3 separate regions of the Homo sapiens genome follow, and all the other regions are linked to region 1. The links are chromatin contacts, found by Hi-C or POLR2A ChIA-PET in ENCODE. All regions are on one chromosome and are shown on one strand. The core of a region is the stretch at or near the end of the contact, and the rest is flanking DNA. Distances in the headings are between cores, read along the strand shown. Region 1 overlaps LOC124901056 (a long non-coding RNA gene). Region 2 has its middle 17 kb from the start of SPMIP10. Region 3 overlaps PHAX (phosphorylated adaptor for RNA export).

Region 1 (3,306 bases), core at 316-2,815:
CCACAGAAAGTCTGATGTAAAAGGTCTCCTAGGAAGTGCACAGATATCCTGGACCTCCTAAGCTGTTTATGCAAACCCTGAACCTCCATAAATCATCTTTTCAAACAATGTTATCTCAGTTAAATTTATCCGTGGACTGTGTCTTCCCAGGAAAAACTTACAAGACAATCAGAAACATCTCCTCTAGAACCACCTGATATAGGATTATTTTGTAAGAGAACAACCCAAGGAGCCTCTATAACCCCAAGTGATCAAAACTTAAATCAATAAGAAATTGACATCGTGTGCTTCTTGATCTGATGCACTGAGAACAACACAAAGATTATCATTGTGGCGATCTTACCAAAGATACAAAACCTGAATTTAATCAGAAAGAAGCATCAGAAAACCCAAACTGAGGAATATTCTTAAAACAAACAAACAAACAAACAAAACTGTCCCGTACTCCTCAAATTTATTGACGGGGGAAAAAAAAAAAGACCAAGGAACTGTTTGATTGGAGAGACTAAGGAAACATGCTTATAAAATACAACATGGCCCCTGGGTTGGACTGCAGCCTAGAAAGACAGCTGAAAATTTTGAATAAGGCCTGTGTATGAAGTAGTATTGTGTCAGTGTTAGTTTTCTAATTTTGATTAATTGCATTATAGTTCGATCTGGATGAAATGATGAAGTAGCTCTTGTAAGAGTTCAAAATGAGAAGTTAAAAAGTTTAAGTTGTTAAAATCAGTGGATAGCAGATAATGAGCAATTGGAAGATGATACCTGAAATAGGCAGATTACAAATGACGTTTGTCATATTTAGTTGGATATTGGTTGACTTGAGCACTGATTTGCAACATGTGTTTGGGGCTATCCCACTACACCCCCAAGTTCACACTCACCTATTTTTACTTGAATATGTCACTTAATTCTTAGAGAAACTTCAGAATAGTGTTGCTCACAGTTCACTTTGATTTTACAATGTAAAATATACATATAAATATTTTTACAAGGGGAAAAGAAAGAGGGAATATCATACAAACAAAAAGCTAACTTCCAAAGAGATAGTTGAATTTCACAATCAATTAAAACAGAATCACCTGGGAAGCTTGTTAAAAAAAACTCTGATGCCCAAGTCTCACACCAAACCTATAAAATCAGAATGTATAGGTGTGGGGTATTTGTACAAGTTCTGTGCAATTGTGAGGCATACTAAGAAAGTTTGAGAACCACCATTTAAGAAAATAACTGGTCTCTAAATTAGGACTCATTATCCACTAGATGGTGCCAAGAATTCAAAGATGGAACTTTGTGGTACAATGTCTATTTTCCTTTGAGTATACAGTGTGTTCATTTTCCTTCTTATCCACTTTCTCTTCGACCTCTCCCCAACTTGTAGGAAAGGGTTACATCACACCAAAATAGATATTTTGTTCAGTATCAGTCTAGCAGCTTCTCCTTGGATTTTGGTTATAACAGACAGGCTCGTTCTGAAGGGATATTGAGAGGAAGTTGTGTGAGTACTCTTCCCTTAGCCTTTTACTTTCTCAGTGCAGATATTTAGAAGAGGAAAATCCACTGTAAGAGGTGGCCTCATTGGCAATGAGTGATTGGATAAGAAAGAATGGTCTGACCAGTTCCTAAAAGCCATATTTAGCCGTTTGTGGTTTTGATCCCTGTCCTTTCCCGGAAACAATGACTTCAAGAATGTACCACAACTATTTGGTATGTTATATCAGTTAAATAATAAGTCATATTATTAAATATCAGATTACTCTTAAGCTACCACTGCCTCAATGGAAAAGCATTTGACAATTTCTTAAACTGTTTTATCCTTTCTTTATCCTCAGGATTTTTGCAATTAAAAAATCCTGTGCAGATGATAATCTCATTTCAGTTTTTCTGATGAGTTTATGTGTTTGGAATCTGCTCCAAGGCATTGTGTTTATCCTCATGAATGTTTATTTTTAAATGTGTATCGAATAGAAATGGCTAGAAAGCCGAGCAAGACAAATAACATTTTATTAATCCTTGTCTTAGTCTCTTTGTGCTGCTATAACAAAGTACCTGAGACTGGGTAATTCATGAAAAAAAAAAAAAAAAAAAAATGTATTTTCTTACCATTCTCGAGGCTGGGAAAGATCGGGGCACTGGCTTCTGATGTGGGTTTTTTGGCCACACCCTCACACGGAAGGAGGAACAGGGGCAAACTAACTAAACAGTTCACGAAGCCTCTTTTATAAGGACCTTAATCCCACTAACAAGGGAGAAGCCCTCATGGCCTAATCATCTCTTAAAGGCCTCACCTGTTATCACACTGGCAACCTTTGAATTTTGGAGGGAACACATTCAAACCATAGCAGTCCTACAAATATCTATTGAGCAACAATATGTACCAGGCACTGTGATACACATTGGTGTAGGGACACAGGGTTGAACAAAGCAAAAAAATATAAGCTTTCATGAATTTGCATTCTAGCTGTGAGAAATGTACAGAGGAAAAAAATAGCAAGATAATGATAGAGTGACAACTCTTTTACTTCATAAAGCAGAGAGGTGTAATAGTTTCTGCACAAGCCAGGATTATTTTTGACATTGTAGTCAGGGGAGGCTCCCTGAGAAGGTGACATTTGAGTTGAAATTGAATGATGACAAGAAGAGCCAGAAAGGAAGCTATATAGTCAGTGGGCGGAGCAGGTGCAAAGATCCAGGGGTAGAAACAAGTGTGGTATATTGCAGATTAGGAAAAAAACCAATGAAAGGAAGCATGAGCTAAATGAGGCTGGAGATATGGGCAAAGACCTGAGCAGGGCCAGAGGTTGCAATTTAGTGAAATAGAAAATTAGGAGATTTTAAAGGGAAGAGTAACATGGTTTTTTTCTTATTTTTAAATTTTAAAATCATCCTGGATCCTGATTGTAGAGGTGATACAAGTGGGAAGAGAGCAATTGGAATACTGCTGCAATAGTCTAGATAACAGATGGCAGCTTGGACTAGTAATAGGAATACCAGTGGAGAGAAGCACTGAAATTCTGGATGTGTTCTGAAGGCACAGCTGATAAGATTTGTTGATGAACTGCACGTGGGGAACAAGGGCATGAGAGAAATCAACAACACCTAAATTGCTTTTACATCAACCAGGTGGATGAGGAAGCCCTTTACTGGTCTGTCCTTACACTGCTAATAAACACATAACCGAGGCTGGGTAATTTATAAAGGAAAGAGTTTTAATTGACTCACAGTTCCACACGGCTGGGGATGCCTCACAATCATTGTGGAAGGTGAATGAGGAACAAAGTAAAGTCTTACCCGGCGACAGGCAAG
Region 2 (3,306 bases), core at 604-3,103, 290 kb after region 1:
CCCAGCTGTTAAGCTCCACTAATTGCAGGCTGATTGCTCTATTGTTTTCAACAACACCCTAAGGAATGAATTGCTCCAAAGACTAATCCCATTACATTTGGGCTCTTTTTTTTTTTTCAGTCTCAGCTCACTGCAGCCTCCACCTCCTGGGTTCCAGCTATTCTTGTGCCTCAGCCTCCTGAGTAGCTGGGATTACAGTCCCATGCCACCACACCCAGCTACTTTTTGTATTTTTAGTAGAGATAGTTTCGCCATGTTGGCCAGGCTGGTCTCGAACTCCTGACTTCAGGTGATCCACCCACCTTGGCCTTCCAAAGTGCTGGGATTACAGGCATGAGCCACCGCAACCAGCCTTGGGCTCTTTTGACGGGATAGTTCTCAAGGTCAGTGAGATTTGTTCTTACTCCAGAAGGATCCTTCCAGCTATCTCTTTCCCTGGTTCTCTCAGTCAAACTAGCCAGCCTACAGTTTCTATCTCCAGTGAGTCTACCAATATCCTTTCGATTGCCTGTCATGACAACCTCCCTTGTGTTGGAGAGCCCCTTAGGCTTAAGCTTCTCCAAACACTTTTGCAAAAAAGTCATGTCCCCTGGGAAGAAAGTAGGAGCTAGGTGTGTTATGGCCTGCTTCTCCCCTCAGGCAAAATCTCCAAGCCATGGCTGTGGAGTTTGGGATGATTTTTAAAAAGGCACATAGGCCAGGCATGGTGGCTCATGCCTGTAATCCCAGCACTTTGGGAGGCCAAGTCGGGTGGATCACCTGAGGTCGGGAGGTCGAGACCAGCCTGACCAACATGGAGAAACCCCATCTCTACTAAAAATACAAATTTAGCCGGGCAAATACAAACTTAGTGGTGCAAGCCTGTACTCCCAGCTACTCAGGAGGCTGAGACAGGAGAATCACTTGAACCTGGGAGTTGCACTCCATCCTGAAAACAACAGCGAAACTCCATCCCAAGAAAAAAAAAAAAGGCACAAATCTCTCCACATGACACACCTATTCCAGGAGTTGAGCATTCACTGGAATGGAAGGACAGTGTAATTGGGTCTTCTTATCTTGCTTCTCCCAGCATGGAACCACCACCTTACAACCTGGGCAAGTGTAATTGGGGCCTCAATATTCTTGGTGGCTATGTGCGCAATGTAGAGAGCTTCTATCCCATGGGTTGAAGCAGGGTAGAAGACAGTCCCCACCTCTTGGTCACACTTGCCTGGTGCTTAGCCTGAGAAACAGGTAGGGGGAAGGATGAGAAATACTGACATCTTGCCCCTCCTGGGAGGATAGCCCTCTGACTAGAAATGGGAGAAGAGAAGCCCTGTATTCAAGTTCAAGTTCATCTAGAGAGTCATGTTCTCTAGAGTATGTGGTCAGAATTCTTACAGAAGCACCGGGACTGCCCCCTGTAGCCTTTTAGTCCAAACAACTTGACCTTTCTGTTTTAGGCCGGCCCTCATGTCTGCATGCGGCAGCTGCTACTGCTCTAATACTTTTAGAGGCCCTCAAAATCACAAACTATGCTCAACTCACTCTCTACAGTTCTCATAACTTTCAAAATCTATTTTCTTCCTCACACCTGATGCATATACTTTCTGCGCCACCACCCCACTTCTTCAGCTGTACTCACTCTTTGTTGAGTCTCCCACAATTACCATGTTCCTGGCCCGGACTTCTATCCAGCCTCCCACATTATTCCGGATACCACACCTGACCCCCATGACTGTATCTCTCTGATCCACCTGGCATTCACCCCATTTCCCCATATTTCCTTCTTTCCTGTTCCTCACCCTGATCACACTTGGTTTATTGATGGCAATTCCACCAGGCCTAATTGCCACACACCAGCAAAGGCAGGCTATGCTATAGTATCTTCCACATCTATCGTTGAGGCTACCGCTCTGCCCCACTCCACTACCTCTCAGCAAGCCAAACTCATTGCCTTAACTCGAGCCCTCACCCTTGCAAAAGGACTGTGTGTCAATATTTACACTGACTCTCTTTTCGGACTCTGCCCACTTACACCCAAGTGAAATAAACAGACTTGTTGCTCACACAAAGCCTGTTGGTGGACTCTCTTCACACAGACTCGCATAACATAGAAAACATAAGTACGGACCAAAGAATTAGAAGAAATACTAGACTAATTCTCTCTTCTTATTTGGCACGTACTGAAACCTAAGTAAAGGTATATGAGAAGAGATAAACAGTGAGCTATAATTTACATAACTGTGCCATTCTGTAACCCAATTCAGTCCAAGACTTGAGAAATAACTGGGAGTACCTCACAGAGGAGTTATTTTATACATTTAAGGAACAAAAAGCTGGTAGTCCTGAATTTCTAAAAGCTATTTAGGATAAGTAGATTTTTACTTCTTATAATCCCCTAATACTACCTTACCACTAAAATAGACCAGAGCCAATTAAGCCACTTCTCTTTAAGAGGAAGCAGTATCGGCACTCTGTGTCTATTAAGAATCTTTCCAGGGCCAGGCACGGTGGCTCACACCAGTAATCCCAGCACTTTAGGAGGCTGAGGAGGACGGATCACCTGAGGTCAGGAGTTTGAGAACAGCCTGACCAACATAGAGAAACCCTGTCTACTAAAAATACAAAATTAGCCAGGCATGGTGACACACATCTGTAATCGCAGCTACTCGGGAGGCTGAGGCAGGAGAATTGATTGAACCCGGGAGGTGGAGGTTGCAGTGAGCAGAGATTGCACCATTGCACTCTAACCTGGGCAATGAGGAAAATTCTGTCTCAAAAAAAAAAGAATATTTCCATTATTTTCCCTTCCACTGAAAGGGCTAAAGGTAAATTTAGCTGGTAATAGAATAATTTCCAGCAAGGTCTTCGAGTAAAATTTTGAGGTATTTCTTATGTTTATACCACTCAACTAGAATTCAAAATCCAAGGTAATTACTGAGACCAGATTTCCTAGGAATGAGGAATGGGAATGTTGCAGGGCATCCTAAAGGGGCTACACCCTCTATGAACAGATACCTTGCACTCCAGGAGCTCATTAGAGTAAAATTTTTGTACATTTCCAGAATTAAATGGGAAAAAAAAGAAGGTGAACACAAGAGTTGAACTGAACAATGCACAGTGCTTTGTTCTGGCCCCACGAAAACATCTGAATATATCATTTGCATCTAATCGTGCTGTGAAAGTTATCAGGAAGAAAAATGGAGTACCTAATGTTAAAAATAAAACCCTGATAAATAGAGCCAGGGATGGCTGTGAAGAGAGGATTTTCATGTTTATATGCCTGATAACAAAAACTATCACAAAAGGCTCTGCAAAAACCAA
Region 3 (3,306 bases), core at 261-2,760, 260 kb after region 1:
CCACAATGCCCAGCTAATTTTTGTATTTTTTGTAGAGACAGGGTTTCACCATGTTGCCCAGGCTGGTCTCAAACTCCTGGGCACTCAAGCAATCCATCTGCCTCTAGGATTACAGGTGTGAGCCATTGTACCCCGCCTATTTTTTCTTTTAACCGCATGTTTTTGCTACTTTTTCTGCAATTAACATATATTTGAGACAGTCTTGCTCTGTCACCCAGGGTGGAGTACAGTGTTGCCATCTCAGCTCACTGCAACCTCTGCCTCCCAGATTCAAACAATTCTCCTGCCCTCAGCCTTCTGAGTAACTGGGATTACAGGCATATCCCACCATGTCCAGCTAATTTTGTATTTTTATTAGAAACAGGGTTTCACCATGTTGGCCAGGCTGGTCTCAAACTCCTGACCTCAAGTGATCCACCCGTCTCGGCCTCCCAAAGTGTTGGGTATAATACCCAACACCCAACCCGTGAGTCACCGCACCCGGCCACAAGTGTGTATATGTACCTATTTCCTTATTTTTAAAAATTCAGTTATTTGAATAGGCAACCAGTTCACATGGTAAAACAAGAAAGAGTATCAAGGGCTAAAGGGAGGAGGCTAAGGGAAATTTATGTGTACAGAGTTTCAGATTTGCAAGATGAAACAGTTTTGGAGATCTGTTTTATAACCGTGTAAATATACTTTACTACTGAACTGTACACTTAAAAATTGTGAAGATGACAAAATTTTTTTGTCATGTCTTTATTATCACAATAAAAAATCAGTAAAAGAGTGTGTAGTGAGAGGCTACCCGGACCACACCTATCCTTGAGCCACCCAGACTCCTCTCCAACACCCATTATTTTTTTTGAGATGGAGTCTCGCTCTGTCACCCAGGCTAGAGTGCAGTGGTGCGATCTCGGCTTACTGCAACCTCTGCCTCCCGGGTTCAAGCGATTCTCCTGCCTCAGCCTCCGAAGTAGCTGGGATTACAGGCACACACCACCACGCCCAGCTAATTTTTATATTTTTAATAGAAACAAGGTTTCACCATGTTAGGCTGGTCTCAAACTCCTGACCTCATGATCTGCCCACTTTGGCCTCCCAAAGTGCTGGGATTACAGGCGTGAGCCACCGTACCCGGCCCTAACACACTTGTTTTTACACAAATGGTCATATACTATGCATACTATTCTATACCTTGCTTTTTTTTTTTAACTTAATTTCTCTTAGAAACCTTATCAAGTATGTAGAGAGCCCCCTCATTCTTTTTTGCAGTTGCTAGCATTCCAGTGAATAGTTATATCATAATTTATATGACTATGTGTATATGACATACATGCTCAGTCGATCCTCATTATTTGTAGATTTTATATTTTCAAATTTGCCTACCTGGTAAAAGTTATTCATAACCTCAAATCAATACTAGTGGTGGTTTCACAGTCATTCACAGATGTGCAGTGTCTAAAAAAATTTGAGTTGTCCGACATGCACATGCTTAGCTGAGGTCAAACAGGGCAACATTGCTTTGTTTCAGCTTCCATACTATAAACAGGTGTTCTTTTCAAGGTCTATTTTAGTGCCATCTTTTTCACATTCTGTGCTTTTTTTTTTTTTTTTTTGCGCCCCTCTGGGGATTTTGCTGTTTAAAATGGCCCCTCCAAGGGTAGTGCTGTAGTGCCAACTAGTGTTTCTAAGTGCAAGAAGACTGTGACATGCGTTAGAGAGAAAATATGGTTAGATAAGCATCGTTTAGGCATGAGTTATAGGCTGTTGGCCACTAATTCAATGTTAATGAATCAACAATATGTTTTCAATAAGGTGTCTTTAAACCAAGATACATACAAGGTTATATACTGATCTGTTGACAAAAGTGTTGTCTATCAGAGGCTTTCAGGAACCTAACCCTGTATTTTTCAGAAGGAATGTTTCAATATTTGCTAATTCAATGTTTGCAGCAACTTTATAAAACGTAACTACCATGACTATTGAGAAGCCACTGTATGTGTGTATATATATCTGATTTATTATATATATACATTTAAATATTTGATCCCTTTGGAATATATCTTGGTATAAGACATGAGGTGTGAATCCAACATAATATTTTCCATGGTGGCTACCCAGTAGCTCAACCACCAACTTTTTTTTTTTTTTTTTTGAAATAGAGGTTTGCATGAGACTTTGTCTCAAAAAAAAAAAAATGAAATGGAGGTTTGCTCTTGTCGTCCAGGCTAGAGTGCAATGGCACAGTCTCGGTTCACTGCAACCTCCACCTCCTGGGTTCAAGTGATTCTCCTGCCTTAGCCTCCCAAGTAGCTGGGATTACAGATATGTGCTACCATGCCCAGCTAATTTTTGTGTTTTTGATAGAGACAGGGTTTCACCATGTTGTTGACCAGGCTAGTCTTGAATTCCTGACCTCAGGTGATCCACCCGCCTCGGCGTCCAAAGTGCTGGGATTACAGGCGTGAGCAACTGCGCCCAGCCTCAAATGCCAATTCTTGAATAATACATTTATCTTCTCCAATTTAAGATAGTATCTGTATCATAGACTAAATACCCATATATATTTGGCTTTTTTTTCTAGGTTTTCTATTTTGCTTCACTGATCATTCTAGTTTTATTTTGGAACCATACTGTTTTAATTATTTAGAGTTTATGATGTGTTTTAACATCTAATAGAATATTCATGGTGGGTGCGGTGGCTCACACCTGTAATCCTAGCACTTTGTGAGGCTGAGGCGGGCAGATCGCCTGAGGTCAGGAGTTTGAGACCAGGCTGGCCAACATGGCGAAACCCCGTTTCTACTAAAAATACAAAAATTCGCCAGGCGTGGTGGGGAGTGCCTATAATCCCAGCTACTCAGGAGGCTGAGGCAGGAGAAACGCTTGAACCCCGGAGGGCAGAGGCTGCAGTGAGCCGAGATCGCGCCATTTCACTCCAGCCTGAGCGAAAGAGTGAAACTCCATCTCAAAAAAAAAAAAAAAAAAGAATATTCACTGACTTAGCCAGGTGGCAGATTAAAACAGAAAATCCAGTCATTTGTTAGGTCATTTGAGCTGAGTGGCCTATTTCTCTTTGTTACCATATAGATTTTTTAAATCACGGAATTTCAGAATTAAAAAAGACCAAATATTTTTGGCCTTCATTTTATAGATGAAGAAACTGAAACTCATATTTCGGTAATTTACTCATGTTACCTATTTTGTAAGAGTCAGAATCAGGACTGGACTTCAGATCTGGTATTTCTTCTATCCCCTTAATTGTGTCTCTGTTAAAAGATGCCTTGACCATTTATGGGAAGAGTATATGCAGTTTACCTT

Evidence for each region. Hi-C counts contacts between places; a loop is a spot of excess contacts on that map. ChIA-PET counts read pairs that join two places held with the same protein, here RNA polymerase II (POLR2A). Pooled maps may share reads with other maps.
Region 2: a loop to region 1 is called in a map of OCI-LY7, with 3 times the contacts of the local background. The contact joins two enhancer-like sites. A Hi-C loop is called at or near these places in 3 of 168 maps with a recorded cell type or tissue (HCT116, K562 and OCI-LY7), 2 of 37 single-sample maps with no recorded cell type and 8 of 50 pooled maps. POLR2A ChIA-PET finds 5 or more read pairs at or near these places in 3 of 52 experiments (GM12878, OCI-LY7 and activated CD4-positive, alpha-beta T cell).
Region 3: a pooled map shows a loop between it and region 1 (5-fold over the local background). The contact joins two enhancer-like sites. A Hi-C loop is called at or near these places in 14 of 168 maps with a recorded cell type or tissue (CD4-positive, alpha-beta T cell, CD4-positive, alpha-beta memory T cell, CD8-positive, alpha-beta T cell and 9 more), 36 of 37 single-sample maps with no recorded cell type and 23 of 50 pooled maps. POLR2A ChIA-PET finds 5 or more read pairs at or near these places in 6 of 52 experiments (OCI-LY7, PC-3, PC-9 and 3 more).

What each region holds. Positions count from the first base shown.
Region 1 is chr5:126,352,831-126,356,136 of GRCh38, forward strand. All of the region lies in intron 1 of LOC124901056 (a long non-coding RNA gene), which reads right to left. Among named protein-coding and RNA genes, the nearest start is that of GRAMD2B, 69 kb to the right of the region's middle. Within about 2 kb of position 1,566, at least 9 of the 41 ENCODE cell types and tissues checked have a DNase peak (open chromatin) inside an H3K27ac peak, as active enhancers do.
Region 2 is chr5:126,647,263-126,650,568 of GRCh38, forward strand. No RefSeq gene overlaps it. Among named protein-coding and RNA genes, the nearest start is that of SPMIP10, 17 kb to the left of the region's middle. Within about 2 kb of position 1,854, at least 2 of the 41 ENCODE cell types and tissues checked have a DNase peak (open chromatin) inside an H3K27ac peak, as active enhancers do.
Region 3 is chr5:126,613,926-126,617,231 of GRCh38, forward strand. The region is part of intron 3 of PHAX (phosphorylated adaptor for RNA export); the gene reads left to right. Among named protein-coding and RNA genes, the nearest start is that of PHAX, 15 kb to the left of the region's middle. Within about 2 kb of position 1,511, at least 2 of the 41 ENCODE cell types and tissues checked have a DNase peak (open chromatin) inside an H3K27ac peak, as active enhancers do.